Regions from separate parts of the Homo sapiens genome. Here region 1 is linked to region 2. A link is a loop called in an ENCODE intact Hi-C map of the cell type or tissue named here. Cell type or tissue: endothelial cell of umbilical vein. All regions are shown on one strand. Each heading gives the region's core, and the rest is flanking DNA. Links, peaks and the distances in the headings are about the cores only.

Region 1 (16,442 bases), core at 4,064-12,063, 61 kb before region 2:
TGAATTCAGGTGATTGACATTTGCTCCTGGGTGTCAGAGTTACCGTGTATCTCTACCTACTCACTGGTTTTGGTCTCATCTTGGGGAGCTACTGTGCTTCTAGCTGTCCCAGAAGGGGGGAGGTGGGAAGCTCATCAGTGCCTAACAATGCCAAGTTTTCTTTGTTTTATTCCTAATGGGAACTTATACTGCCATTTGTCTGTTTCTTGGCATAACTCTTTGGGAAGGAAGAGGGGTTAAATAAAAACAAAATAATGCATACCTTTTATGAATATTATCTCTGGGCTGGGTGAGGTGGTTCATGCCTGTAATCCTAGCACTTTGGGAGGCCAAGGTGGGAGGATTGCTTGAGCCTAGGCATTCAAGACCAGCCTAGGCAACAAAGTGAGACCCCATCTCTATTTTTAAAAAAATTAAGAAATAATATTATTTCTGAATTAGTCTTGCTGTTTTTTAAAACTTGGAGTCACCCTATTGGTTAGATAATACCAACCATCTATTAGCAAACAAACATCAAGCTGCCCTGAAATATGACTGATGTGGAGTGTTGCCTTGATCCTTCCTCTTTTATTAAGGCTGGTTTGTGGGAGCTTGGAGCAGGAAGAAGGGAGGTAGCAAAAAGGACAGAGAAGGTGAAGGAGACCTTTAATGTGGGGGTTGGGGAAGCAAAAGGATAACTAAACATAAGCCTCTTGACAGCATCTGTGACCGACCATGCACCAAAGCCATGATATGGCAACAGCTGTGTAAAGGCCCAAGATGTTTAATTCTTTTAGCAGTTGTTCCTGTAACTTCTTGTGGTGTATCACCCCAGCATAGAATGGGGAAGATGGGAATAGCTTAGATTTAAAAAAAAAAAAAAAAAAAGGCTAGCTTACTATTCTTCCTCTGAAAAGCGTTTTATCACATAACCAACTAGTTTAGTCTAATGGTGGAAGATAATAGCACAAATCTAAATAAATTAAAAGTACGAATTGTTAAATATTTTTAAAAGCAGGCTTTTACTTTTAGATATACACAATTACTTGGAGGAAATTTCAACAGCTGCTGCTAAGTAGAGGCACTGCTGGGCCATTTTTAATGTAGTAGACAGGACTTTAAATATTGACATCCATTTTCACAACACAAATGTTCCTTTAGGAAATTCTTTTTAATAAACAAATAGTAATTAAAAGATTTAACAAATGCATGACATTAATTTTAAATTTAACAAGATAGCCTTTTAAAGGAATATATTCCCCTACCCAGCCCCAAAAAGCATTTATGTCCTGATGACCACAATGAATAACTGAGCTGAAGAAACAACTTGTCTTTGTCAGGGAGATAAAATTCTTCTGCCACGTTTTTACCTTCCATTCCTTAGCATTGTGTCTGTGGCTCTTCCTAATATCACTTTCCCCAGGAGTGGGAAGACCCTCTTACAATTATTGGAACATTTCCACTGTAGAACCTGTGACAAGTTAATCTTTTTGGAATGGCAGTCAGATAGCTGGAGGTAAAGCCTTACGTGCCAGATCTTCTACTTTGACACCTTTGCTACACTATATTTCTAAAATATCCATGTACTTGGCTGACTTCTTAAATGCTGAGCAAAATTTATCCTTGATGGCTCAGAATTATTGTTATGAGGGTATCTATTACTATTATGTATTAAAATGTACATTAATGGGCACTAATCCGAGTAATAATTCAGGAACTTGCATTAAAAAGAGTTACTCATGTCAGTTTACCATTTGCCCTGGTCTTTCAAAAATGCAATGAGACTTATTCAGCCATATAGTCCCTTAGGAAGTACCTTTCAGTTAACTTCATTAGCACATAGGTCATCAAAAGTCTTTTCCTAAATAATTTTATTTGCCCTTCAGAAAACCATCTCTGTTTATTGTTCTTGCTGTAATTACTCTTAATTCACCAGCATCATTCATAATGTTATGAAATTGTTTAGACCTAATCTCACATATAACTAAAGGCATTAGCTTTCATATAGTCTGTTAAGTTAGAAAGCTCTCACCCAAGATTCTATCCTTTTCCCCCAAAATAAGAAAAGCTTTTTTTCTCTGAGACAGTAAATTTAACTTATCACATTAAACTGCCAATTTAGGGAACTCATACTCTCATCTTCTCTCACCTGAATTCTTTGTGTGTGTGTGTGTGTGTGTGTGTGTGTGTGTGTGTGTGTTTTTCTTCCAGCTATTCTTGTATTCCTTATAACCCATCAGTTCTCAAACTCTTTGGTCTTAAGATCTCTTCACATTTTTAAAAATTAAGAGCCCCAAAGAGCTTTTGTTTATATAGGTTATATCTAGAAATGTTTACTGTATTAGAAGTTAAAACTGAGAAATTTAAAAAATGTTTATTAATTCATTTACTACAATAAACTAATCATTATTAAAATTATATTTTTATAAAGATATTTTTTCTACAAAAAATTACTTTTCTACAAAAAAATTTAGAGGAGTGGTATTGTTTTAATTTCTGACTTAATATAAAATATTTGGATTCTTACATCTTTCATGCATTAAGCCTATTGCAATATATTGTTTTAGTTGAAGTATATAAAGAAAATTAAGCAAATACAGGTATATGCTTAGAAAAGGGAGAACTACCTTAATAGTTTTCTCAAATAATTGTGATATTCTTTGATACTAGATCAGAATTGACAAACAGTAGGTTCTTAAAAGCTACTTTCGGTATGCAATCTGAAATCGTATCATTGAACTTTTTGTACTCTGTCTCACTCTGTCATCCAGGCTGGAGTGCGGTGGCACAATCTCGGCCCACTGCAACCTCTACCACCCAGGTTCAAGGCATTCTTGTGCCTCAGCCTCCCAAGTAGCTGAGATTACAGGCGTGCGTCACCATGCCCAGCTAATTTTTGTATTTTTAATAGAGATGGGGTTTCTCCATGTTGGCCAGGCTGGTCTTGAACTCCTGATCTCAGGTGATCCTCCCGCCTCAGCCTCCCAGAGTGCTGTGATTACTGATGTGAGCCATTGTGCTGGGTCTGGTCTATCTCATATATATATATTTTTTTGAAACGGAGTCTTGCTCTGTCACCCAGGCTGGAGTGCAGTGGTGCAGTCTTGGCTCACTGCCACCCCCACCTTCTGGATTCAAGTGATTCTCCTCCTGCCTCAGCCTCCCCAGTAACTGGGATTACAGATGTGCACCACCACACCTGGATAATTTTTGTATTTTTAGTAGAGACAGGATTTCACCATGTTGGCCAGCCTGGTCTTGAACTCCTGACCTAGTGATCCGCCCGCCTCAGCTTCCCAAAGTGCTGGGATTACAGGCGTGAGCCACTGCACCCAGCCTATCATACTTTCAATGAATCTTTTACTCATGCATAATTTTGTAAAATCCTACATTGGTCATTTGGAAAATATTGATTCACTGAGTAATACAACTCTTCCAAATGTTGAATGTTTCATTCTACAATATCAGAAACTCAAATTTGTTAATGTTACTACTAGTCTCATCAGAAATGTCTTTAAGTATTTGTTAACTGGCAAACTCATAGTGACGACTACAGGCTTTCCAGAATTTTCATTTTCATTTGAAGTCTGAATTTTATCAACTATAAATACTGTCAGTTGTTTCCCTTGAGAAGCAGGTTCTAAGAAAATAACCCCAAGTTCTGAATAACCATTATTTGTCAGTCATTCTTTTAAGTAAAGTGTTGTTTCCTGAAAAAAGCAGTTTAGCTCACAACATAAAATAACTGTACAAGTGATTTTTCTCAAGACAGGCATCACATCACATACACAGAAGTATTATGTGTTTGCTTCCCATTTTGTCACACAGAATTTTAAAAAGGTGTGTACTCAGAGTATGGCAGTGAAGACTATAATGACTCCTGATTCATTCTGGCACCAATGCCTTGGTTTGTGCTAAGGCACCATCAGTGCAGATGTCAACACAGTAAAAAGGCAAGTAACATCTTACCATTACTATGAAAATAGTTTTGATCACACAGACACCCTGAAAAGGTCTCCTCAAGGTTTTGCAGACCGCACTTTGAGAACCACTTTGTCTAGCCCATGTTGCAGATTCTTGCTCAAAGTAAATTAAATAGCTCCTTGGTTTTTAAACTTTGTGATGTGGCATACATGGACTTTACAGTCTGTCTCTGAAGATTACTTGTACAGTCCCATCAGCTATACTTTTTCACCCCACAGTCCAGCTGCCAGCCTCGCCAGAATCCCCTTATTATTTGAAATTTATTGTTGTATTCACTCAATGTATTCTGTGCCTGAAATGCATCTCTGGAGTCAACATGGGTACCCTTTCCTTCTTTAAAGCCCTTCCCTGATGTGCAGTGTTACCTGTGGTGTCCTCTTCGCTCTCTCAGGCCTCCTGTTATACTCTTCTCCTTCCCCACACTGGAACAGACCCAGTGGAATTGCAGTGTATCTCATGTGCCTCACTAAGTACTGCACTGGGAGCTCTGCCGCCTCCTGCCAGTGACTCTGCTTCAGCCATGTTTTCATGCACAGTGACTTGTCACATTTCTCACACATGGCAGACATTTATAATGTCTGATGTGTGTTGAGTGTCTCAAAAGAAAAAGGGACACAGGAAGAACTTCAGCAAGGTTGATATCTAGTTAGTTGACAGTTTTTTGTTAAGTATTGCTTCAGCGAGCTCTACATAAGGGGATACAGTATTTACTTCATTTATTATTTTCTCTCCTTCAGGGCACTGACAACCTTAAATAGGTCACTTTAAAAAAAATAACTATTTCCTATTTACATAATAAATACATTTGAAGATTTAAGTTTTGTAAGTTGAGGTTGAAAAGCTGATTTAATCACTGTGGCAGGAGTTGCAGCTAAAAATTAGGTGAAGAATAGGAAGGTCCTCATTGATAACCCATTAAAATGAGTATTTAGGACTGAACCAAGAGAGGTGATTCATCTTTCTGTCTGTATAGAATTTGGATAATTGACTCAGTAATGAAATGGAACCAATCAAAAGCTGCTGCTGCTGCTGCTTTTTTTTTTTTTTTAAGTTGGAGCCTCGCTCTGTTGCTCAGGCTGGAGTGCAATGCTGCAATCTCGGCTCATTGCAACCTCTGCCTCCCGGGTTCAAGCAATTCTCCTGCCTCAGCCTCCCAAGTAGCTAGGATTACAGGCACCTGCCACCACTCCCAGCTAATTTTTGTATTTTTAGTAGAGATGAGGTTTCACCATGTTGGTCAGGCTGTTCTTGAACTCCTGACCTCAGGTGATCCACCCACCTCGGCCTCCCAAAATGCTGGGATTACAGGCATGAACTGCTGCACCCAGCCTTCAAAGCTTCTTTAGGTTCATCAGAATGAGAGTTAGATGCATAGAGCCATTAGAATTCAGACCCAGGAAAACCCTACTTATATGAAAGAAAGATTAGGAAGATTTGGGAAGTTCTTCTTAACAATAAACCATATGCTAAGCTCTTGAATACCACTGATGTTTACTGTAACATCTTCATAGGGCAGTCAGAAGAGAGATGTTAATAATCTATAGATGGCTAGTTGGAGGGACAACTTACATGTTTCCTGCTCAGTGCTGCACTAAGAGCTCATGGGTGCCCCTGGTAATAATTTATGCTCTTAATCCCCATGGATTACCTAATTTCCTAGATAAACTATTCCCGACAGTCAGCGCTTTGCAGGGCTTCTGAGCCATTAAACACACACATACATCCCGTTATTTTTTGAGAAATTATCAGAATGCTTTCATGAAACTTCGTCTCGAATAATTTACCATTTTGTGGAGAGGATATTTAAAAGTTTCACTGGGAACAATTGTAGAACATTCATATAAATTCCAGAGGGAGATATTTGCACACTTAGAAAGGGTCTTTTGCAGGGACATGGATGGAGCTGGAAGCCATTATCCTCAGCAAACTAACACAGGAACAGAAAACCAAACACTGCATGTTCTCACTTATAAGGGGGAGCTGAACAATGAGAACATGTGGATGCAGGGAGGGAAACAACACACACTGGGGCCTGTTGTGGGGTGAGGTGGGAGGTGGGAAAGCATCAGGATAAATAGCTGATGCATTGCTGGGCTTAATACCTGGGTTGATGGATTGATAGGTGCAGCAAACAAACATGGCACATGTTTACCTATGTAACAAACCTCCCGAGTCATGCACATGTAGCCCGGAACTTAAAATAAAATTGTTTTAAAAAGGTACTGGGATATAAGCTTATAAATAATTGTGAACAAATAATATAAAAATCAATATGTATTTAGACATATCTCAAGGATGGATAATTTTATGGAACCCACCCAAACTTCCATTTATATTTTAAAAAAGCATTCAGTCTTCAAGCTTATCAAGTTGTGTACTTTAAATATACATAACTTTTTGTATTTCTGTCATGCCTCAATAAAGTGGATTAAAATTTTTAAAACAGCATTAAGGGTAGACAGAATATCCTCCATTTAATGATAAATTTCTGATAGATCTCATGTATTTATAAGGTCTAACTACTAGTACCATTTGTTTGTAGTGGGCAGAGTGGATGCCCTTTAGTGCATATCTGTGTGTCAGATATTTGTGGTTTATTTTACATTTTTAAATAAAGGAGCTTCTGAATCTAGATTTTCTGCACTGGTTTGATCTACTTTTTTTTTTTTTTTTTTTTTTTTTTGTTGAGATGTAGTCTTGCTCTGTCACCCAGGCTGGAGTGCAGTGGCATGATCTTGGCTCACTGCAACCTCCGCCTCTAGGGTTCAAACAATTCTCCTGCCTCAGCCTCCTGAGTTGTTGGGATTACAAGTACCCACCACCACGCCCAGCTGATTTTTGTATTTTTAGTAGAGAAGGGGTTTCACCATGTTGGCCAGGCTAGTCTTGAACACCTGACCTCAGGTGGTCCGCCCACCTCAGCCTCCCAAAGTGCTGGGATTACAGGCATGAGCCACAGTGCCCAGCCTAGGTTTGATTTACCCTTGAGCATAGGTTCCTTTACCTGAAAGATCCTTTTCAGATATGCATATTTATTTACACAGAAGCCATTTGTTGAATGCTAAGAAATCCAAAGAAACAGGAGATGTCTTGTTCCACGAGACTTGTACAACAGGCCCCTACTTAACTGTGATAATTGATGGATGAGTGCTAACACAGTTCTAATGGAGTCAGAGGCAAGATAGGCCAGTTTTTTGACTGAGGTGTTTGGTGGAGGCATCATGGGGGTGACTACAGTTGAAGAGATCTTAAAGACTTTTCCGGTTTTGCCTAGACTGGGAAGAACATCATGGCAGGGTCAAGGACATGGAGGCAGCCAGGTGTAAAATAATCTGAGAACAGTAAGTTGACTTGTGTGACTGAAGTAGAAGAATCTTGCAAGGAAAGGTGAGAGAAAAGGCCAGAGAAGTGGTCATGGTGCAAGGCTTCTTTCCCAGGATCACCTCTCAGAGCTAGATGCTCTTTACCCCAATGGGTCACACTAGTATTTCAGCCTTCTGGGTGGGGATTGTTTCGGGGACATTTTAAGTTCAATCCAAATTAGGCACTTGGGGATTGGCCAGGAAAAATCTATAAATATCTGTCGTTTCTTCTTTCCCTTTGCCTCAGATGAAGAGGCTTTTTTCTTTTTTTCTTTTTTTTTTTTTGAGACTTAACTCTTCCATCTGTGTTCCTAGTTCTATCTTGGCTTTTAAAGAAGTACTTCTTTGTAAAACAGCTTCAGATACTTAGTAGTTCCTTTATTCTTAGTTTTTGAGGTAGCTCCCTACCTTCTCCAGTTATCAGATAATCAGAAGACTTCACTTTTCCCTCTGCTTTCCTTTGTCATGGTACAAAATAGATCCAGAGGGGATATGGTAGTCTGATTGAAAGGAAAAGTGTTTTGTTCTTTCCATTCTGACTTGAGTCAGAATTTACCATAGTTACTTGGTTTTATTTTATATGCACCCTTGTAGGCTGACTTAAATACCTCCTTTTAAAAAATAAGACAAAAATGTAACATACATTAATTCATTTATTGCTCACACCTTTTTTTTTAACCATTTGCCTTTATTTTTATCCCCATTTTGTAGGTGAGAAACTGAGGAACAGAAAGGTTTTAAAACTTGCGTAAGGCAGCCTAGCTCCAGAGTTCATGCTTTTAACCACGATGCTAGCTTAATAGAGTCACTAAGCTACTCATTTGTCCCTTCATTTCCTTTGATGTTTCCTGTATGAGACATCTCTGCTAGTATGTATTTAAGTAAAGGAGCATTCTCCACTCTTTAAACATATTTTTGTGATAACCCTTCCAAAGCAAATGTTCACAGTGTAATCTAAGGTAAACAGTTACATTGTACTTTCTTAAAAATTTCCAGAACATTAAAATATGTGTTCTAGTTAAGTAAAATTCTCAAAATACAAGCTCCAGATAATAGTCTCTGAATGAACAGAAGCAAGTTTATTGCTTTGAATATGAGTGAATGCCAAAATTAACCTGGCAGTAGTGTTGACAAATAGGCTTTTTCATGAAGAACTTCTTTCTTTTCCCCTTTGCTTTGTTTTTTTGGACAATTGATAAAAAGAGCAAGTTGTACCTCTGCATTTTTTGGAGCGCATGACTGTACAATGGTGTATATTTGCCTGGAGGGATGAGGGAAGTCTTCCATGGGAAGCTGAGTCATTTTTTGGCTTGTCTGACTGTGTGACTGTGCTAGAGCTATTCTTTTTTTGAAGAGAAAAATAAGAAGTCAAGTAATTTCCTAAAGTAATACATTTTTATTTTATGTGGGATTCATATTTTCCTTGGGTTGTGGTTATTTTGAGCAGGAGTTTTTGTGTCTGGCCAGGAGTATTCTTCTAATACAGAAACTACTTCAGACAAAATTATTTTCTCTCCTTGTTTAATAACTAAATTTGGTCAGCCATTGGAAGTCTTAGGGTTGTGATTGTGGTGGTAAACGAAGACATTATTAGTTATTCATCTCACCTTGGATGTATCATACCATTTTTGGCACTCTGGAGAAATTTAAGAAATGGCTGTTGCCTTTAAGGCAATTATTATTTGCTTAGAATCAGACCAACATGCAGTAGCAATGAACAACACAGGGCAGGACACCATAGAGTCAGCAAGGCAGAGTCTAAGCCCCATAGTGGTTCAAAGGAGAGCGTTTTAAGGAGGGTTAGAGTAGGCAGAGAGAGCTGAATTGGGAAAGTAGAATTAAAGGATGGACTTTGACTAAGGTGGATAGGCGAGAGAGGGAATTCCAGAAACCATGATTGTTCTGAGAGCCGGGGGCCTTGAAGTAGGAAGAACCATATTCTGATTGTGGAACCTTGATACACAATTAGGCTTTATCTTGAAGAACAATAGAAAATGAGATTGGTTAAGGGTCATGGAGTAGTCTGAAATCCAGACAAGGGAGATTAGACTGGATGAAGCTAAAGACTTTTGTACTGCCTTTCTGAATGACAGCCTAAGTCATATCACTTCTTTGTTCAAACATCTTCACTGGCTCCCTATTGCCCCTGAATAGAGTCTTAAACTCTTTAGCATAACACATACACTTTTTTCATTTTTAATTGACACATAGTTGTACGTATTTATGGAGTACAGTGTGATATTTTGGTACATGTATACAATGTGTAATGATCAAATTAGGATAATTAGCATATCTGTCACCTCAAACGTTAATTATTTCTTAATGATGAAAACATTCAAAATCCTCTCTTCCCGCTAGTTTGAAATATACAATATATTATTGCTAACTATAGTCACCCTTCGGTGTGATGGAATACTACATTTGTTCCTCTTATGACTCTTTACCCATTGACCAACCTCTCCCCATTCTCTTCTCCCCATCCTTGTCCCAGCCTCTAGTAACCACTGTTGTACTCTTTATTTCTGTGAAATCAACTTATTTAGATTCCACATTATCAGTGAGATCTTATGGTGGTTGTCTTTCTGTGCTTGGTTTATTTCATTTAACGTAGTGTCCTCTAGGCTCATCCATCTTGCCATAAATAACAGGATTTCATTATTTTTTACAGCTGAATAATATTCTGTTGTGTATATGTACCACATTTTCTTTATCCATTCATCTGTCGATGGACACTTAACTTGGTTCTGTACCTTGGCTATTGCAAACAGTATACTAAACATGAGAGTGAATACTGATTTCCTGTCCTTTGGATATATACCCAGTAGTGGGATTCCTAGATCATACGGTGGTTTTCTTCTTGCATCATCTGTTTGTATAACCTATGCTGTTAATGCTTTTCCTACCTGATGTCATAGCAGTCCCTTGCATGAATCTGATGCATGTAACCAGACATTGTGCTATTCCTCTGTCATACCTGGCATTCATTAACATCTTTACCTTCACTCACACTCTTCATATGCAACACCCACCTCCTCTCTTCCATTTTCTCTGTTTCCTTCCGTTTATTTTAAAACAGCATCTTTTCTTTCTTATCACTTCAGCCAGAGATCCTCTTCCTTTTGCTGAAATTCTGCTTTTCATCTGTACTACCTACCCAAGCTGTCTTGTGTTTGTGTTTCATACAGTTGCTCCTGCTGTATTTTCTTTGAGGACTCAAAAATGTTTTATGTATTTGTATATCTCTCATAACACCTTACAGGGCAACTCACCTAAAACAGACACTTAAATATTTGCTGAATGGGTAAAGAAATTTGGCTAATATTCATTAGTTTGCTACTAATTGACCGTGGCATGCTGATGACAACGAGATCCCATTACAGAATTATGGTCAGTAAATGTCAGCATTGTTTCCTTTTACCTCATTGCCTTTGTTTTTTATGGAATGAAGTTTGTTCTTATTTCCATAGATGATCATATGGAAAAGGAGTTTCTCACTTGTTGCCTCTTCCCTTCTTTTTCCATTTCCTTTCCAAAACACTTGTCCACCCTGCCTCTCTCCTTCAGCTATATGAAACCTTTGTTCATATTCCTGACCAAGACAGCAGTACGTGTATTCAAGTGTTCTATTTTGGTTTCTATGGCAGGATCTCTTTGACACAATCAAAAGTATACAAAAGGATAGTCGTGATGCATGGAACTCACTTCTTGGTAATGGTCCCTTTTTCTCTGTCAGTGTTTTGTTTTCTTCTTAAAGTTCTTAACAATCTAAATTATTTATTGTCAGGTTAGTAATCTTATAGCAACCATTATATAAGGATTCACTTAAGGCATTTTCTCTAAAGGAAAAAAATGTCTTAAGAGAAAACTCTGAAGAGTTAGTATACAGATAGAGCTTAAGGGCCGGGCGTGGTGGCTCAGGCCTGTAATCCCAGCACTTCGGGAGGCCGAGGTGGGTGGATCACCTGAGGTCAGGAGATCAAGACCAGCCTGGCTAACATGGTGAAACTCCCCCGTCTCTACTAAAAATAAAAAAATTAGCCGGGCGTGGTGGCAGGCGCTTGTAATCCCAGCTACTTGGGAGGCTGAGGCAGGAGAATCACTAGAACCCGGGAGGCAGAGGTTGCAGTGAGTCGACATCGCGCCACTGCGCTCCAGCCTGGGCAACAAGAGCGAAACTCCACCCCCCCACTCCCCTCCCCCAAAAAACCTTAAGTTTTCCCCTGTGAAATAGTAGAATATTTAAATCCAGTTTTCATCAGTCTACAACTACGCCAGAACTACCCTCACCAAGATCTATGAAATATTTGCCTAGCAAAATCCGGATCTTGTATTTGCATGACGTTTTTACAGCATTTCGCACTGTTTACTATCCTTTCTTTGAAATACTTTCTCCATTTAGTTTCCTTGATGCCACTTCTGTGTGTTAATTCCCAAATCTGAATGCCCAACCTCAGCCATTCCCCTGAGTTCCAGTCACACACTTTCAACTGCCTACCATGGCTCTGCTCAGATATCTCTGAGATACCATGTCTCAGATTCACTGTGTCTAAAAGTGAATTCATCATCTGATCTCTCCCCTGCCACCTACTTCTGCTGCATTCCGCCCTTTACCTAGTTGTTCAGGACAGAAACCTAGTCCATCGTCACACTTCTTTTACTTCTGCTCCCACCCCAATGCCCAATATCCTGTTAATGTTAAATATTTTTGGACTCTCGGTTTCTTTTCTTGAGCTCTGCTTTCAGCAGCTGAGTTCACACTGCCATCATTTCTCACCTGACTTCTCTAACAGCTTTCTGACTCATCTGTCTCTAAGCTTGCTCCCTTCTGTCTTTTGAGCGTATTCCAGAAAAATATATTTTTGAAATACAGATGCGATCCTGCCTTTCCCTTGCTAACAACTCTTCGATTGCTTTTCCTATTGTAGCGACAATACACTTGTGAACACAAGTAACATGTTCAGCTGGGGCTGGCCTCATCCTTTGTCTCTGTGCTCTTTCTTCCCTCTGGGCCTTATGCAGTCTTCTGCCTGAACGTAGACACAGGTCAGTCTCTCTAGCTTTCCTTGCCTGCCTCCCTACAGCACCATCCACACATATACACCCTTTGCCTGGTTAATTCCTATTAAGTCTTCCATCAAGTCTCAGATTAGTAATATACTGTAAGGGCCAGTCTCAAACATGATTGTAATTATTTAATATCCATTTTGTTCACTGCCGTATCCTCGATGCCAAGCGTACATGTTTAATAAATAGTTGCCTAATGATTAAACTTTACTGAAAAGCTTATTGAAGATTTAGGGCAGTGACATGGAGTTGTACTATACAGTCCCAATAATGTCACAGATTTTCCATGTGAAATTTCCTGGTTGTTGTTGAAATTGTTAGTTACTCTATTTGCCATGTTTAGTGTTCTTGGCCCTCAGGTTTTAAAAGTTCTAATGTATCTTAAAAACATGTTAGGAAAATTTGACAATACATGAAACATTTATTATGCTTTGAATAGGTGCAGTTTATTATGTGTAAATTATACTTTAGTAAACCTGTTTAAAAATTACCTCATAATAAATACTTTTCAAGATCTAGATTACCATCTGAAATAGATTTTTTTTACTGGTGGTTTTGTCTGAATCACATACGCATTTTGCACTTGTATATATACCAACTATTTGGGTGGGAAAAATAGCATAAGGTTGTGAATTCATTTGAATTGACTATTTGATGGTATAGTTATCATGTTTAAGTAGATCAAGCGTGGTGGCTCACACCTGTAAATCCCAGCAGTTTGGGAGGCCGAGGCGGGTGGATCATTTGAGGTCAGGAGTTCAAGACCAGCCAGGTCAACATGGTGAAACACCGTCTCTACTAAAAATACAAGAATTAGCTGGGTAGTAGTGACACGTGCCTATAATCCCCAGATACTCAGGAGGCTGAGGCAGGAGAATCACTTGAGCCTGGGAGGCGAAGGTTGTGGTGAGCCAAGATTGTACCACTGCACTCCAGTCTGGGCAACAGAGTGAGACCCTGTCTCACAAAAAAAAAAGAAAAAAAGAAAGAAAAAGTAAATGTGGAGAGAACATATTCTTCTTACCTTAATGCCTTAAAAGGGATGCTATTATTTATAGTAATTTTACTCAAAAATTTGCACTTACGGGCTTCATGAAATTGGTAAGATTTCTACATGTGAGAAGAAGTTCTTGTGTCATTGTACTATTATGAAGTAGCTTTTGTTTTTGTTTTTGTCAGTGCTGGACTGTCTTATGTTCTTGTGGTCATGCTAAAAAGAAATGTTGTTAGAAGATTCAAAACTATGAGTAAATATGGCTTATAGTTTTATCAAATACAACAGTCTTTAGGATCTGGTTTTAAATAGACAACATAAATGGTTATCAAACAGTACACTGCATGAGTAGTGTCTCATTTCCCTTTTGGATAGCATTATTTGATAGGTTGAATAGGAGAATGCCATACATTTAGTATGTATTAATTTCAGGAAGAAGTTTTATTAATTATTCTGTATTGTATAGAAGATGGAGGTATGGGACTCAGAATTCAGTTGGCTTTGTAGCTGATAGACCAGCATTTTACTTAATCTTAGGAGTGCTGGGGCCGGGTGCGGTGGCTCACGCCTGTAATCCCAGCACTTTGGGAGTCCAAGGCGGGTGGATCACGAGGTCAGGAGATCGAGACCATCCTGGCTAACACGGTGAAACCCCGTCTCTACTAAAAATGTAGAAAATTAGCTGGGCGTGGTGGCGGGCGCCTGTAGTCCCAGCTACTCAGGAGGCTGAGGCAGGAGAATGGCATGAACCCCGGAGGCGGAGCTTGCAGTGAGCCGAGATCTCACCACTGCACTCCAGCCTGGGCAACAGAGCCAGACTCCGTCTAAAAAAAAAAAAATATATATATATATATATATATTAGGAGTGCTGATTGATGGACAGATGTCCTACCAGGGGAGGCTTTTAGTGATTTAATTCTGGGTTCCATCATTAGCCTTGCTCTTCAGATTTATGAATGATACAGAGTTTGGAGAAACAGCTGTTACTTCAGTGATGGAATTTAGGTTCACTATACTCTCTTAAGGCTAAAATGATAACTTTAAAACAAATGAGAATTTATTTGAGAGAATATATCTATACAGAAAGCTATAAAGTAGGTTTTAAAACAAAATCACAAGATTATAGTTTAAAGGAGACCTGATACTGTAAGTCACACTGAAAGAAAATATATGGGAAGTAAGTTTATTTCACAATAAACTTATTCTTCTAGCGGTGTAATATGTGTGTCAAGAAAACCAATTTGATCTTAGTTATCCCAGTGTGCACCATGTCAGAGGATTTTGTTTGGGGCATCCACATCACAAGAAGTACACTAACTAGAGAGCACTCAGGTATTCTGTTGTCTGAGGAGCCGTTGTGGGAATCATGATTCGAAAGAGAAGCCTGAAGAGGGTGGTGAAGCACGACGGCCATCTTTAAATATCTGAAATGCTGCCAAAAGAAATAATGAATGTTTGCTCCAAAGAGAAAAGCCAGATCAGTGTATCTGTTCATTTTCAGGAAGACTTGGGTAGCAATATCCAGAGATCTTTTAGTCTGTATGTTTGGTTTGTTCATTCTATTTTTGTAAGATATTACTATAGAGAGAAACTTTTAAAAAGTGGAATGTCAAATATTGAAATGTTGGCAGAGAAGTTGAGTCCGTTTAATGTAAAATTAAGAATCACTTGGCATTTTTATTTTTTAAAAAACATCTTTTTCTGTCCTTTAGCATTTATGTAAAATCAAATGTAGGGATATTGATTATGAGTAATGAATCCCAAGTTTTCTTTCCTCAAATACTAACTTTTCTCTGTTATAGTTTCATTTCTTGGGGGATTTATCAAGTGGCAAAATTAGATGTAGTGGAAAGACTGATTTACACAACTGAGTTTAAAGCAAATCTGTTTTATTAGCTGTGTGATGTTATATAACTGACTTAAATTCTAAGTGCTACTTTTCCTCATCTGTAAAATAGACAGTAAAATTTCACCTTACAGGTTTTTATGAGGAATCAATGAAATTGTACCTGTGGAAGCACCTGGCAAACAGGAGGTATTCAGTAAATGTTGTGGTTAATAAATCTTGCTCCAGAAGACTTGTCCTCAAGATTAAACTATCCTGTCACTTTTTCCCAACTGAAATTTTGATTCTGCCATCTCCCTTTCTTCCTTCCTCCCTCCTTTTATTTCACAAAGCTGTTGGTAATTTTAGTAGAATTTAACATTTGTGTGTATGATCCATGAGACCTTGTTCCTGTAAAGAGCACAAGTTTACGAAGATACTTTTTTCTTATATTGTTCCATATTAGTTTGTTGTTATTTTAATTGTTGCTATTATTGTCAGTTAGCTGCTGCCAGTTAAATTGTCTTAAGTTTTCTTCTTGCAAAGATAGTAAAGGGTTAAGGAAAGGAGCTGTTGGCTACTGCTTGCTACTAATTTGAAAAGAAATGGTGGTTATAGCCTTCTAGGTCTCTCCTTCTCCTTTACCCTTTTACTGTCTTGTAATCTTCAAATCTGTATGTTAGTGAATGCTAGGAGGGAACAGTAGACCTGCTTCTCCTGGAGCCATAGTACAAGGAAAGCCTAATTGGAGACGATCCTTTGCAGCCATTGTAAAGTATTTTCTTCTTTCACCTCTCAAATATTCATTTGTCTTATTTGAAGCAGTCTATTATCTAAGCAGACAGGAGTTGCTCAAGTGGAGGCTAAATGTTTTATCTGTATTCTAATACATTTTACCACCAACATATGTGTAACTCTGGATGGATCACTATATTTAAGTTTAGATTAATGAAAATTGTTGACTGTGGTAAACTTTTCCTTCCTTCCCATTTCATGTGAAGAACAAAGGTAGAAAGTGTCATTATGCAGGAATAATGTTTTCTGCAAGTTTTAAGAGAATGTCTCAATTCCTTTTTCTTTCTCCTCTGAAACTACCGTATCCCATGAACTATATGGCATGTGATAACTTCCTAGTCTCAGACTGGCAGTATATAATATTAGAGCAAGAAGGATCTTCAGATATGACCTAGCGTTGAATCTCTAATTTTTCCATTCTGGAAATCTTGGTCCAGAG
Region 2 (16,442 bases), core at 2,923-10,922:
TTTTTTTTATCTTGTAGGAAAAATGGAAACAAACTTGAAATTAAAAAGATACATTTCTAACTCAGTGCCATAGAATTCCTTTTTTTTAAATTTTTATTATCAGCCAGGTGCGGTGGCTCAAGCCTATAATCCCAGCACTTTGGGAGGCTGAGGCGGGTGGATCACTTGAGGTCAGGAGTTTGAGACCAGCCTGACCAACATGGTGAAAGCCCATCTCTACTAAAAAAAATACAAAATTAGCTGGGTGTGGTGGTGCACACCTGTAATCCCAGCTACTCGGGAGGCTGAGGCAGGAGAATCGCTTGAACCTGGGAGACAGAGGTTGCGGTGAGCCAGGATCGCACCATTACTCTCTAGCCTGGGCAACAAGAGTGAAACTCCGTCTTGGGGGGTAGTTTTCATTATCATTAAAACATAAGCAAATATATAATCAGTGTTATATGCTTTATCTTTAACGTAACAGCCTAGTGAGTAGGGTTTGAAGATGGATGCCAGTGTTGACTAAGTATCTTATCATGCAGAATCTATTAATGTCTGGTTTGGTTGGATCCGTAATGGAAACACATGAAAAAAAAAAAAAAAAACCGGATGACTCCATGAGCCCACCAGAGCACAGTTTGTCACTGTCTCTTTTAAAAAGTCTAGGATTAGAGATACTATGGTAAGGGTGATGTGGGAGTATGCGATGTACTGAGAGATTGTACCCAGTGGTGGAGTTTGAAATACCTCTCATGTCTGAAGAGCAAGCCATAGGTAGTTGCCACAGTTCACTAGAAGGAATTTTTGGGTTTCAGGTTGAACTGGTGATACTGTAAAGAACCCACAGTCTTTTTCCACAATGCTGTCTAGACAAGAAGAAAATATTTTTAAGTTTCTATGATTTTTTATTATAGCCTTTTTAAAAATTGTCAGTGTTACATTCCTAAATTTTTTGTTGATCGCATAAATCCGTCTGTCTCTAACTATGCCCTTCGTTTTTAAACCTAATAACCCCATTCCTGTTTCCTCTTTTCTCCCTGCATTTCTGTTTCTGTCTTTGATGTCATCCCCAGTATGAGCTGGTGCCCCTCTGGTGTGCAGTACTCTGCTGGCCTGAGTGCTGACTTTAATTACAGAAGGTATGATATTGTTATGTGTCCCGCCACCAAATGGGGAACCATAAAATACGCCATCAGGGCTTTTGGCTTGGAGCTGGCTTCTGTGTGGCTGGGATGCATATGGGCAGCCTGCTTTGTCTGTGAGCACAGCATTTCATTGCCTTTGCTATGGGTGTCACTAACTCAGCTGAAGGGATGCAGCCTAAGAGTCGGGTGATGCATCCTGTATGTCTCAAATGGCCATAGATTTGATGTTTTCTGCACAGATTTATCTCTCTCTGTTTTGGTTTGTCTTGATTTTCAGATCCTAAAAATTCTTGGAACCCGAAGAAAACAATCAAAGAACCAAGGCAGCTAATAAGATGCACTGATTTCTATTATGCTTCTAAATCCACCATTCTGTGTAGATTCCAAATTCAGAGACTCCTCATCGTTTCATATTCTTCTCTCAACTGAACAGCCAGATTTAATTACTAAAACATTTTCAGAATTAAGTTTTGCAGTAAGCATAGATCTGGTTTTCTTAGGCTTTTCAAGTAATTTCTTCTTCACTTAGCCCCTCCTCTTATCCCTGGTATTGAAAGTGAGTTTTACAGGCCAGGCATGGTGGCTCACACCTGTAATCCCAGTACTTTGGGAGGCTGCGGTGGGCGGATCACCTGAGGTCAGGCATTGGAGACCAGCCTGAAAAACGTGGTGAAACCCCATCTCTACTAAAAATACAAAAATTGGCCAGACACGGTAGCAGGTGCCTGTAATCCCAGCTACCTGGGAGGCTAAGGCAGGAGAACCACTTGAATCCGGGAGATGGAGGTAGCAGTGAGCCAAGGTCGTGCCACTGCACTCCAGCCTGGGCAACAGAGGGAGGCTCTGTCTCAAAAAAAAAAAAAAATAGGAAAAGAAAGAAAATGAGGTTTACAGAGTCATTTACTTGTAGTTAGTCATGATTTCTATTATATTGAAGAAAAACATATCCATTGTTTAGTTTACCTACTAGAGAAAATAGAGTTATATGGCTTCAGTTCGTTAAGTTATTTACAAAACCAAAATAAATAAATAAATAATTTAAAAAAGCAAATACAAGTCCTGGACTGGTAGGTATGAACTTAATTGGAGCAATTTTCTGTACAGTTTTCCTTGAGTGGAGGTAACTAAGTAGCTTCAGTATACCTTCAGATTGAATTCCAGCTCATTGTTAGCGGAGAACATGGTCAGCTACAGCTATGTTTCGAGATCTTGGTTATTTTAAAGAAGTTTCCGCTGCAGTTGTAACAGATGTGAATTACTCTAGTTAGCAACCCAAGGAGGTTAAATCGCTAACCTGTCTCTGTAGCCTTCTGCTTACTGAAAATGCTTTTCATTCTGCAAACCACAGAATCTGTCTTGGAGGAATCCTCTTTAAAATGCCAAATCCTGACTGCCTTTGTTCCCTTTACCAATATCCAGGCAAAAAATTACAACTCTTTCTACTCTTAGACCAGGTTGCTTTTCAGCATTTGTTCATTAAGGTGTTATATGTGCCTGTTGCAACTAACAATTCTCGAGAAGTCTGTCAGCAGTTGTTTGGCCAGGTGTGCATAGATGGTAACACTCATGAGTAACACTTGGGTTTTCTTGGGTGAAAGCATACCTGTAAAATTATAAAGGTCAACTTGAATGTAAAATTATAAAGGTCCACTTAATGGACATAAGGGCAAGTTACCCAGTTTGCCTTCTGAAAGTTACTTAAGCTCGTATTTTCTCTGTGACATTTAATTACTTGGCATTAGTAGAGTTAGATTCACAAAGATTAATTAGATCAAGGAAAAAACACATATATAAAATATCAGATAACTATGGTCTGTCCATATAGTGTGTAGAAAAAAATCTGAGAAGTGATCTTAGGTGGTTCAACATTTGGATAAATTTAATGCGGTAAGAAAATCTAAGTGCAGTATTCTTTCTCAGTATTCCAAGATCTGTGGGGGAAAGGTAGGTAGTATTCTTTGTGCCATGCCCTTTTAGACAGTTTTGCTAGCTGACATAGAAATAATACACAAACAAGGGAGATATACCCAAAGGGATTTTGTGTCCTCCTTTGTTTTTGAGACCCAGAAATAGAATGAATTAACTTTTGTGCCCTATGTTCAGTTTCAGTCTAGAAGGCTTGACAGGAGGAGCTGGTGTCGGAAACAAGCCATCCTCATCTCTAGAAGTAAGCTCTGCAAATGCCGAAGAGCTCAGACACCCATTCAGTGGTGAGGAACGGGTTGACTCTTTGGTGTCACTTTCAGAAGAGGATCTGGAGTCAGACCAGAGAGAACATAGGATGTTTGATCAGCAGGTAAGTCTTAAATATGTCTAATTTGGAAAAAATATATTTCACAAAATATGAACATAGAAGGCAAGGCTTCTGGTAGTATAAGGCTAGTAGCTATGATTACTTACCCATTATATGATATACTTAATCTAGCACTAAACCAAGTGTTTAGCACCTAATTAAAAAGGGCCAGGCATGGTGGCTCATGCCTATAATCCCAGTGCTTTGGGAGGTTGAGGCAGGAGGATCAATTGAGCCCAGGAGTTCAAGACCAGCCTGGGCAACATAGCAAGACCCCCCATCTCTACAAAAAATTTAAAAATTAGCTGGACATGGTGGTTTGTGCTTGTAGTTCCAGCTACTCGGGAGGCTGAGGTAGGAGGATTACTTGAGACCAGGAGTTTAAGGCTGCATTGAGTTGTGATTGCACCACTGCACTCCAGCCTGGGTGACAGAGCAAGACTCTGTCTCCAAAAAGAAAAAAGAAAAAATAAAGACTACGTTAATCTGCATAGATTTAAATATTCCATCAAGGCACACTTTTTAAAATTAGGAAAGTATCCAGGATATTAAATTGAGTTTTTCCTTCTTATCTGAGACCATCTTTTACCCTCTCAATAGTAAACTGAATCTTGAAATACGCTACATATCGTTATTAATTTTCCCAATTCTCTAAAACATATCCCAAGTTTCTCCTTTGTAGGAAAAAAATTAAAAACAAAACTTTCTTACTACACCTTCCAGGAAATGTCAGTTGATTCTCTCTCCTTCCCATCCCTACCAGAATTCTTTTTTTAAAAAATTATTATTTTTACACTTTAAGTTCTAGGGTACATGTGCACAACGTGCAGGTTTGTTACATAGGTATACATGTGCCGTGTTGGTTTGCTGCACCCATTAACTCGTCATTTACATTAGGTATTTCTCCTAATGCTATCCCTCCCCCAGCCCCCTACCACACAACAGGCCCCGGTGTGTGATGTTCCCCGCCCCGTGTCCAAGTGTTCTCATTGTTCAGTTCCCACCTATGAGTGAGAACATGCGGTGTTTGGTTTTCTGTCCTTAGCGATAGTTTACTCAGAATGATGGTTTCCAGCTTCATCCATCTCCCTGCAAAGGACATGAACTCATCCTTTTTTATGGCTACATAGTATTCCATGGTGTATATGTGCCACATTTTCTTAATCCAGTCTATCATGGACATTTGGGTTGGTTCCAAGTCTTTGCTATTGTTAACAATGCCATAATAAACATACATGTGCATGTGTCTTTATAGTAGCTTGATTTATAATCCTTTGGGTATATACCCAGTAATGGGATCGTTGGGTCAAATGGTATTTCTAGTTCTAGATCCTTGAGGAATCGCCACACTGTCTTCCACAATGGTTGAACTAGTTCACAGTCCCGCCAACAGTGTAAAAGCGTTCCTATCTCTCCATATCCTCTCCAGCATCTGTTGTTTGCTGACTTTTTAATGATCACCATTCTAACTGGTGTGAGATGGTATCTCATTGTGGTTTTGATTTGCATTTCTCTGATGGCCAGTGATGATGAGCATTTTTTCATGTGTCTGTTGGCTGCATAAATGTCTTCTTTTGAGAAGTGTCTGTTCATATCCTTTACCCACTTTTTGATGGAGTTTTTTTTTTCTTGTAAATTTTTTTAAGTTCTTTGTAGATTCTGGATATTAGCCCTTTGTCAGAGGGGTAGATTGCAAAAATTTTCTGCCTTCTGTAGGTCGCCTGTTCACTCTGATGCCTACCAGAATTCTTAAGAGAGCATCTATGCTCCCTGCCTTCTCTTTTTAAAATTTTATTTATTTATTTACTTATTTAGAGACAGGGTCTCACTCTGTCGCCCATACTGGAGTGCAGTGGTGCCATCACAGGTCACTGCAGCTTCAACTTCCCCAGTTCAAGTGATCCTTCTGCCTCAGTCTCCCAAAGTGCTGGCATTACAGGTGTGAGCCACTGTGCCTGGCCTTTGCCTTCTCTTTATCACCATCTAATCATCTCTTAATTTCTGCTGCTACCAGTCTCTTGAAACTCCTGTCTTGAAGGTCATGGATTTCCATGTCAGCCAAATCAAAGTGACTTCTTAGTTCTCATCTTCTGGATGTCCTCATTATCACTTACCACTTTTGACAATCCCTTGGGGAGCTTTTGAGTTGAGAATTCAAATTATTTGCTTTTATATCATTGTACCTCACTGCAAGTCTTTTCTCTTCCTCTTGGGTCAGAAGACTGATTAATTTACGAAAGCATTCTGGGATGCATCTTATTTCCTCCAAATGAAACACTTACAATTTAAAAAAAAACTGTTTTTGAATAGATGACTGGAGTTTGAGGCAAGAATCTAATGATACATTTCTAATTAAACAAAAACATTGACAACCTCTTCCTTGATTTGCTGAGTAGGACTTTGTGTAGAAGTTTAAATTTTTATTGCATCCTACTATGAAGCACTAACATGACCAAATATAAACTTGACACTGAAGGATTATCTTAGTAATTATTGTAACACTTATGCTTGTGTGAGACCAGACAAATAAAGAGATTTAGGCATAATGAAAATCAGTTGAAGAGTGAATTTTGCCCCTTTTAAAAATTTTTCTACTTGTTCTGATACTTCAGAAGGAGTTAGAAAAAATAAGAATATGAAGAATATGCTTGTTGAAGCAAGTGATTTAGATTTACTCAGCCTAATGGTAACAGAGAAAGGAAGAAAAAAATAGGAACAATTCTTGGATGGCTACTGAGCACAGCTTTGCTAAGGGTAAATAAACAGTGAAAAAATCTTTAAAATAAATTGCATTTCAAATTTATAGAATCCTTTGGAAATCATTTACAAGATGAGGTAAAATACCAAAATTGTGGATTTGTAAACAGAATCATAGGCCAAGACTGACATATCCCTTCAGATTTAGCTCCAGCTCATTTAAATGACTTGCCTAAGGCCGTGTAAGTGGCTATTAGCTGAACAGTATTAAACTCAAGAGTTCCTGGCTATTAATTTCTCTGCTTTTTTCCAGGTTTTTGGAGTAGGTGAGTTTTCAAGGAGGAAATAAGAATGATTTAATTTTCTTAATATTATTTATGTGATACCTTTTCTAAGATGGATATTTCCGGGAATTTGACAGATAACCCTGCATTTTAGTAAGACGTTACTACTACTGATGTGTTTCTAAAATGGACTGTCTTTCTGAAGTGGACTTTCTGATTCAGTCTTTCTAGATAAAGTTGTTGTTTTAGTGCCTTGCTATGCTTAGCCTTCCTGGAATCTCTACTTACCCATAGTTTTTATCTTGTATGGAACCTCAGAGTAGGCATTTGAGCTGCTTGTTTCACTCTGATCTAGACGAGTTGCCTGTAGCCAACTTCCTGTTAAAAGTCTCTGCCTTTCACTGAGGTCATTTTTTAGACCTCACAGTTGTATTTGAAACATAGCAACTGTTTGCCTCAGCTGCCATGGTTACACATGAAACAAGCTCTAAATAATCAGAAGTCTGGCCTAAGTGAGTCAAGTTCATGCTAGTAACGGATTTTTCACTGCTTCCCTTTCAATATGTGAGTCATAAGGAGGCAGATTTCATTCTGTGAAGGGAAAGGATTAATGATAAAGTCAGTTAACAATTGGAATGGGCTCTTATCACCAGAAGTGTGCTAGTGGACACTAGATGACTGTCTTTCAGGGATGTTGTACCAGGAACTTCTGCAGGTGGTTGGATTACATGGTCTCAAAGCTGCTGTGAATTTACTGAGAGAGTTAAATTATCAAATTTCAGTTACCTTTACGTTCATGTAGAATCACTATCATCTTAGAAGAGGATAGGGAAGAGATTTAGGCTTCTTTCCAGATACACTGTTGTTTTGTTTGTGATCTTAAGACACTTTACTTGAATCTCAATTTCCAATTATTTAAAATCAGAGGCCAGGCCTGGTGGTTCACACCTATAATCCCAGCACTTTGGGAGGCTGAGATGGGTGGATCATTTGAGCCCAGGGATTTAAGACCAGCCTGGCCAACATGGTGAAACCCTGTCTCTACCAAAAATACAAAAAATTAGCTGGGCGTGGTGGTGCACCCCTGTAATCCCAGCTACTCAGGAGGCTGAGGCGGGAGAATCGCTTGAACCTGGGAGGCAGAGGTTGCAATGAGCCGAGATCATGCCACTGCACTCCAGCCTGGGCGACACAGTGAGACTCTGTCTCAAAAATAAAAATAGGCTGGGTGCGGTGACTCACGCCTGTAATCCCAACACTTTGGGAGGCCGAGGCAGGCGGATCACAAGGTCAGGAGTTCGAGACCTGCCTGACCAACATGGTGATACCCCATCTCTACTAAAAATACAAAATTTAGCTGCGCGTGGTGGCGCGCACCTGTAATCCCAGCTACTCAGGAGTCTGAGGCAGGAGAATTGTTGGAACCTGGAGGCAGAGGTTGCAGTAAGTAAACCAAGATTATGCCTCTGCACATCAGCTGGGTGACAGAGTGAGACTCTGTCTAAAAAAAAATAATAATAAATAAAGTAAAATCAGAATACTATTACTGATATTCTACTATATCTGTATGAAGAAATATTTAGATTTTCAAAGAACAAGTATTGTATGTAGTTTGATATTTCCAGTGAAATTATTTTTAAGTGATTATGCATCCAGCAGATATTTATTAAGTACTTACTAAGTTTGAAACATTGTTAGATGCTATGAGGGATACAGAACCACTGTAAAGAATGGATACTCTAATGATCCCCATTTTACAGATGAGAAAACTAAGCCTCAGAAAAGCTAAGTAACTTCTCTGAAACTGAGCAGCTGTTAAGTAGCAGGAGCAGACTTTAACCTAAGTCTGTCTGACCACAAGGCCTGTGCTCTCACCCGCTTCTTCACTGCCTTATTTTACTATGTGGGTCTAATTATAAGGTTTTATGCTTATCTAGAAATATGAGAGTATATGCTTACAACGTGTTCTTCACTTTTTTACTTCACAGATATGTCACAGATCTAAGCAGCAGGGATTTAATTACTGTACATCAGCCATTTCCTCTCCATTGACAAAATCCATCTCATTAATGACAATCAGCCATCCTGGATTGGACAGTGAGTATACTACTTTTTAAAAAAATTAAATATATTAAATCTTAACCACTCTTCCTATTATTTTTCTCACTTTAAGGCCCCATAACATTACCTGCCAAAATTTGCTTACTACTTCTTTGAGTGAATGGCTCAGCACTTAAACAGAAAAGGTGGCATAGAGTTTATCTTGAGATCTTCTTCCTTTTACCTAAAAATATCCCTAATACATTAAGTTTATTGTATTTGTGGGCATGAATCTGACACACTTTTTAAAATTTTTTTATTTTGAAATAATTTTAGACTTGAAAAATAGTTACAAATAATATTCACTGGGGAAAAAATTGCAAAAATAGTACAAAGTATTCCCATGTATTCTTCACGTCCAGTCCTCAAATGTTAGAATACTTGTTTCGCCAGCCTCTCTCCCTCTCTTTATCACTCCCCTAAAGATTTTTTCTGAAACACTTGAGAGAATAAGTTATATCCATAACTCTCCTTTACCTCTAATTTAGTGTATATTTCCTAAAAACAAAGATATTGTCTTATATTACCATAGTATATGGGTACCATATACTGGCCTTCTCTGGCTACTGAGTGCTAGCATTAGTATATAAGAGTACCTTATACTCTTATATACTGTGGTAGTACTGTATTACAGTAGTCTAATTATCCAAATCAGGAAATTAATATCGATAAAATTGTGTTATCTAGTATGTACACCTTATTCAGATTTCAAATTTTCTCACTTATTTCTGGGTCCAAGATTCAATCTAAGAATATACATTGAATTAAGTTGTCATATCTCTTTAGTCCACTTTAATCTAAAAAGTTCCTCAGTTGATCTCTGTCTTCCATAAACTTGTCAGTGGAGAAACCTCGCACAGTAACTGACCTGAGCTTTTCAACAATGTCAAGCTCAAGAAGGACAAAGCAAGACTGAGACAGAGATTTAGTTCAGTGAGGGCCAGTAGGATTGCATCTGAAAGGGGTTAGTGGACCTGTATGCGGATTCAGATCAACTGGTGTTGGAAGTTATGTAGAGATGTCATGGCATCCATAAGCGCAGGGCCTTGTGATGCTCAAAAACATACTTGGATTGGATCAGTGTTGTTTGTCACAAAAAAGGCAACTTGTTCTTTGAGAAGCCTCATTTTTTATTTTTTAAATGTTGATTTTTTTATGAGTAGTTGCTGTGTGGGATCTGGATATAAAGATTAAATTCTCATCAGAGAGGGAGTGAGTGATACATTATGTTCTTTGCTGAAAGACCATGTGTCTCGGAGGCTGAAGCAAAGGAAATAAACACACTCTCCTGGTGTTTATGGGGTTTCCTCATTGTTCCCTGATATAATTCAGTTTAAGAGTTGGTGACAGAAGCAGATGCCCTATATTCATGGGATGTTCCATCTCACTTCATGACTTACTGGAATCCTAATTTTTAAAATTTTCACAGTGGAATTAAGACATAATGGATGACTCTAGCCAGACATGCTGACACATGCCTGTAGTCCAGCTGCTTCAGAGGCTGAGGCAAGAGGATCATGAGCCCAGGAGGTCAAGGCTGCAGTGAGCTGTGATGGCACCACTGCATCCCAGCCTGGGTGATAGAGTGAGACACTGCCTCAAAAAAAAAAAAAAAAAAAAAAAAAGAGAGAGAGAGAAAGACATAATGGGTGATTCTGTTAACTTTTTTCTTGTTTTCATGTGATTAATATTTCAAATACAAATCTAGCGTATTTGACAAAAGGTGTCTAACGGAGACTTATTTTCAAAGATATGTCCCCCAGAACTGTGACAGAAATAGCTTTTCCTGTTTTTGCTTGTTTGGATTTTTTTTTTTTTTTAATTTGGCTTTGAGTTAGATGTTTGGCTTGTATAGAATGGAAAGTACAATTGAATAGTTTGCAGTGAATTTGATAAGCCAGAATGCTAGCACTCAGTAGCCAGAGAAGGCCAGGAAGGCACTCTAAGTGAGACATTTCAGCTCAGCGTCCCCTCCTTCCGTGACCAGCAAGTGTCGTGACATAGTGGATATTGTACTTCTACAGCAACAGATAACTAGTACCAACAGAATGTGTCCCATAGAGAGACCTTTTTCCTATATTTTGTGACATGCTTTCTTTCCTTGTGGATGAAACACTTCATTATTTTTCCTTCACAAAACACGGTGCTTTTTGACTGTGTTTTCAGTTGCTATCCAAACACTATAAATAATACAGCTAACTCCCCAAAGCGCTATTCTAGAGGTTCTGACACATAGAGCTTTTCTTCCCGTTGCTGAGAATTTTTCTGCTCAACTCACCTAGGGAACCTGATTGCAGTAGTAGACTGCTGTCAAAAGTGGAGCTTCAAGCAAGAGTTTATTCCTTTCATCCAAATGTAATACCCTCATTCTGATTTGTAGTGTACGTTTCATGCAGGCTGGAATGATAGCTAGCCCCACGTACCTTCCTAATAGCATATGCTGCAACAGAAGGACCCATCAACCTTAATGTCACTATTTCTCCTTAGTTCCTCCTATATACAATTAAAATAGTTTCCCACCTGTATTTGTTATTCTACACTAGAAACATAATACATCATTTTGGAAATGTTAAAATTCTGACTAAAGAGAAGACTAAAACTTGTGTTAAAGTGTGTGTGGTATGCCTTAAGCATCGGGATAACTGATACTTCATAATTTGCTCCAGGCTCAAGTGTTCAATTCCAAGTCACTTAAATACTCAGCATGATTCATCTATGGTCATAGTCTCCCTAACTGAAATAGTGTCATAAATAAAATCCTCAGTGATTTTTAAAGCCTAAAATGTTTGGTACACTCAAAATATTTTAACTGATATTTTAAGCACACTTAGTAGCTGTATTACTTTGAGCTTGTTACTGAAACTCTCTGCATCAATTCAACTGTTAAATGGGGATGATAATGTGATGTGGCTTAAATCTGACTTCATTTGAAGTCCATAGCATATTTTCTGTCATATAATGAGCACATGCTGTCATTGTGGAGTGTGATTGTTCACAATAACCAGAACAGTGCCAGGGTCCATTTTTCTCTGCCCAGAGCTTAAGCAAGGTTAAACATTGCTCACCATTGCTAGGACATTGTCCCTTGTTGTCTTGCACTTGGCTGTTTATTATGAGTGTGCTTGTTTAGGAACAGAATGTTTTCTAAACTCATCCTAATCTCACTGCTTTCCAGCTTTTACCTGTGCTCTTTTTCCTTCTAAAGAAATTATTAGTTTCCTCAACCACAGTTTATCACAGCTGTCAGTAAAACTTGAGCATTTCTGGAAATGTATTTCCACTGAGCTGTTGTCCAGAATGTCTTTTGTTGGGTCATTTGCTAGATTAGAAAAACAGACAAACTTGTAGCATTATTTCTAAGCTGGGATCTGTTTTTTAAAAAATCTACTGATGTAAAGGAAAATACTGAATAGAGAGGGTGACTAAAATATTTCTGTATCACTTTCTGGGGTGGAGAGTAGGCAAGCAGTAGCTTCTTTAGGAACCACAGAGGACGGGAAAAGCTGCAGTGTCTCCTGTCTTGGACTTCCTGTCTTGATTCGAAGGGTGGGATATGATGAGCGTGACTTGCCGGCAATTTTTTAGGGGGTCGCAGTAGCACAGGTGCTGGCTGTGTCATGAGGCTTGGTGCCTGGGAGGACTGCCCTGAGAGAAACTTCTCCATGGAATGTGTTCACAGCATTTCTCCTCCTTGCATCAGAGAAAGATTGTGTGGAGCCTTTTTCTCCCACTGTGCTGGGAAACATAGATGGTTTCTTGATAGAACTTAAAAATAAATTTTATTTTCACATGTATAGAATTCAGTTATTACAGATGATCCCTTTCTTTCTTTCTTTTTTTTTTTTTTTTTTTTTTTTTTGGGGAGACAGAACAGAATCTTGCTCTGTTGTTGCCCAGGCTGGAGTGCAGTGGCACGATCTTGGCTCACTGCAAGCTCTGCCTCCCGGGTTCATGCCATTCTCCTGCCTCAACCTCCCGAGTAGCTGGGACTACAGGTGCCCGCCACCACACCCGGCTAATTTTTTTTTTGCATGTTTTTAGTAGAGATGGGGTTTTACCATGTTAGCCAGAATGGTCTCGATCTCCTGACCTCATGATCTGCCCACCTCGGCCTCCCAAAGTGCTGGGATTACAGGCGTGAGCCACCGTGCCCGACCCAGATGATCCCTTTCTATGGCTGTATTTTTAACCTTTTCATTGCTCCCACCCAGAAGATGCTTCAAATAATAGAGAATCTGCTTGATTGCATCCCTGGAAACACATTAGTGGTGATAATGTTGAAAGGGGAATTGGACCCGTTAGACGTTTTAACTTCATATGCTTCTTAATGAGATTTCATTTTCCCCTTCATTTTGCATGGTTTGTTACAGGTTGAGCATCCCTAATTTGAAAGTCTGAAATTTCTCAAAATCTGAAACGTTCGAGCACCAACATGATGCCACAAGTGGAAAATTCCACATATAAGGCCTTAACAAAATTATGTAACATATTATATAAAATTACCTTAGAGCTATGTGTATAAGCTGTATATGAAACAAATGAATTTCATGTTCAGATGTGGTTCCCTTCCCCAAGATGTCTCATCATATATATGCAAATATTCCAAAATTCAAAATCTGAAATACTTCTGACCCCAAGCATTTCAGAAGGAATACTCTGTGTGTATCACAAAGAAGGGCACTTTCCCTTGGGGTTGTTTTTACACCTTTGCTTATGGCATGTGAGTTTGCCAAGTTTCTTAAGCATGTTGTGATGGGAGTAGTAGCTTGTAGTTGTATGGCATGCATTAGACTATGACAGCTAAGGCCATCTTGAGAGCTGAACTGTGGCAGTTACATATCTGTACCAGATCTTTAAAAAGGTAAAGGATCTGTGTGACCAAAGATCAAGGTGGGCCTCTGGAAAGTTAGGCATCAGTGCTATTGAGGATATTTTATCTCTGTTTTCTGGATTTCTTCTCTAACTATGATGGGAATTTACTGAAATATGTATGTGTGTGTGTGTGTGTATATATATATGAATATATGTGAATATATATATATATTCTTAGCACAGTTCTGTTTGGAAAAGATAACATTGACAAATACATCAGAACAAAAATGTAATCAGACTTCTTTTTGACATTTTTATTAAATTGTAAGACTGGAAAACATGCATGTTCATTAAATGCATATATAAATATAAACTTTAATTCAATTACCTTGTAAAATTGAATTGCTCTGTTACCAGAACATTTCCTTTATATCATATATATGTTGGAAATTTCCATATGTCAGGGATACTCTAGACACTCATCACGTAAGATTTTTCCTTATGATCCATGATTTTGTGACACATGAAGGAGATGTTCTTAGATTCTGAGTAATAGGGGCAGCTTATTTTCATTTTCTAAATCTGTTTGACATTTGGAGGCACATCAGAACACACATTACAGTAGTATCTTACTTTTGCACAAGACTCTGCCTGAGAAACTAGTGTGTATTTGTACCAACATTTCTTTGATCTGTTACTTGGAGTAGCTGCAACAGCAAATAGTGATGTCACTTAGCATTTATCTGGGGTATGGAGTGGCTTTCATAATAGGTAGGTACAGGGCTTTTTCTCTCATTTCATTTAGGACATTGAGATTCCAGAAAGTCTGATAAAGGGAAGTTCATTTATTAATGTGTCTATCCAGTAAATATTTGAGTACCTACTCTTTTCCGTACACCAGGCTAGACCATGGTAGGAGGGGGGTGAACTCACAGGTAGGGTTCCTTTCCTCACCACATTTACAGATGAGAGCAAGTGAATCTAATAGAAAATGGTAAATGCAGCAACTTAAACATCTGATGTTATAGGACTGACAGACCTAAGGGGTCAGAAGGCTGACTAAGGAAAAGTAATATTAAAGTTTGGACCAGAAGGAAACTGGGAATTAGCTGGGTGAATTAGTATGTGGAAAGCAAGACTGAGGAATTTGGGCCTCTTGCCTGAGGGAATTGGAATCATTTACATTGATTAAGTTGGTCGAATAATGATTAGAACACTTCAGGCTGACCATAGTGAGAATGTATTGGGAGGAGAGATTGGATCAGTAGAAGGCTTTTTTTTTTTGAGAAGGAGTCTCACTCCATCGCCCGGGCTGGAATGTAGTGGCGCTATCTCGGCTCACTGCAACCTCTGCCTCCCGGGTTCAAGCACTTCTCCTGCCTCAGCCTCCTGAGTAGCTGGGATTACAGGTGCCCACCACTATGCCCAGCTAATTTTTTGTATTTTTAGTGGAGACGGGGTTTCACCGTGTTGGCCAGGCTAGTCTCAAACTCCTGACCTCATGATTTGCCCACCTCGGCCTCCCAAAGTGCTGGGATTACAGGCGTGAGCCACCACGCCCAGCCAGTAGAAGGCTTTTGCAGGATTCAAGTTACAGTAGTAGACAATGTCCTAAACCAAGGCAGAGAGCAGTGGCAATAGGGGAGGAATAGAGGTTGAGCTGGAAGACAAAGTGAAGAAGCCTGAGTGAAGTGTGATATAAGGATTCAGGAATGGTGCCCAGGTTTCCATTTTGATTAATGAGTTAGATGTTGGTACCACTCACTAAATGAAGGAACACAGGAGGAGGAACAGGTCTGCAGGAAAAGATAAGTTCACTTACCTGCTTTTGGAGCTTTAGCTGCCTGTGGAACATCCACCCACAGGTGAGCAGGGAGAGGAATGAGCCTAGATCTAAACAGAGATCCGGCTTCCAGATTAGAAAGATGTGAGTCACCAGTGTGTTGTATGCAGATCGTTGTTAAGAGGTGGAGTGAATTAGGAGATTTGGGGTGAGGGAGAAGAGAGCCAGATATAAAATCCTGAGGAACATCACTACTAGATGTTTTTAGTATACTTTTAAGGAAGAGAACCCCAGGTATGAATTGTGATCATTCTTATTTTCATAATCTAACAGGTATGTATTTATTAGCCAAATTTTTTAGAAACTGCATTAGAATTCTGTATATTCAGAAATGGAGATGAGAATGTAAACAAATTATTACATCATTCACCTAGACAGCATTTCCCGGAACCGCATAGGCCATTGACATTATGCTGTTTCCCCATGTGCTGAAGGCCCTGGCATAATCCGAGCATGCTCTAATGTCTTCTGTGAACCTCCTTCTCAGCTCAGCAGCAGATGCGGCCAGCAAGGCGGATCTCCATCAGCATCTCTCCGCTCCTCCTTAAGTCTAAAACTCTCTTTTCTCTTGGCTCTTCTTATTCGAGTGATGAGGAGGAGGAGTTGCATAGTAAGTAAGCAACTTTGGTGTCCAGTGACTGTTCTTGAAGGTCTGACCAGCTCAGAAAATGCTGTAGGCTTGGTACTAAGAAATTGTATGGGGGCTTTTAGCCTCTTGCATGCCATCCTTTGTAAGTCATTTGTCTTTATGCTTGCCTTTGAGAATTGGTTTGGATAGAACATTTTTTTGTCTTCTGTATAGTACTAACGCTGAGCTACTGGCCTCCTGATTCCAGGGCACAAGATAATCTTTCTAGCACACAGATACCCTCAAAGGTGTAGGGGGTGTGTTCCCATCCCATTGTGTACTCTTTCTAATAATACTGTATGCTAATTTCACAAAACTTTTTATTTGACAATGTAAATTTTATTTTCCTTGTTGTGTTGTTCTGTCTCATGGGACAGATATCTAGATGTTCATCTGTGGTGTTTAAAAGCTATTGTTACACTTTTTTTCTTCTCCTTTTCAGACCATTTCTTTAAAAATACCTTTCCTTTAAGATTAGACCCCATGAATTAGAGGGAGGGAGTTATATACGTTTTGTGAGTGTGTGTTGTGTTTTTTTTTTTTTTTTGAGATGGAGATGGAGTCTCACTCTGTCGCCCAGGCTGGAGTGCAGTGGCGCGATCTTGCCTCCCAGGTTCACGCCATTCTTCTGCCTCAGCCTCCCGGGTAGCCTCCTGGGTAG

The links. Hi-C counts contacts between places; a loop is a spot of excess contacts. Peaks named below come from ENCODE experiments on the same cell type or tissue, not always from the same donor. Only the 100,000 strongest peaks of a DNase experiment are listed, where the experiment ranks them.
Region 1: it touches region 2 in a loop (4-fold over the local background); 11 of 110 quality-filtered maps call a loop at or near these places.

The regions. Positions count from the first base shown.
Region 1 is chr15:85,599,471-85,615,912 of GRCh38, forward strand. All of the region lies in intron 8 of AKAP13 (A-kinase anchoring protein 13), which reads left to right. Among named protein-coding and RNA genes, the nearest start is that of LINC02883, 150 kb to the right of the region's middle. RefSeq lists enhancers at 12,501-12,670, 12,950-13,119. In endothelial cell of umbilical vein, for the core only: no CTCF peak of the experiment used is centred there; a DNase peak (open chromatin) is centred at 8,601; H3K27ac peaks cover 2,601 bases.
Region 2 is chr15:85,661,336-85,677,777 of GRCh38, forward strand. AKAP13 (A-kinase anchoring protein 13) reads left to right here. Exons shown (of 37, transcript NM_007200.5): 13 at 3,228-3,420; 14 at 8,387-8,495. Among named protein-coding and RNA genes, the nearest start is that of LINC02883, 89 kb to the right of the region's middle. RefSeq lists enhancers at 6,753-6,922, 15,978-16,147. In endothelial cell of umbilical vein, for the core only: no CTCF peak of the experiment used is centred there; a DNase peak (open chromatin) is centred at 6,866; H3K27ac peaks cover 2,520 bases.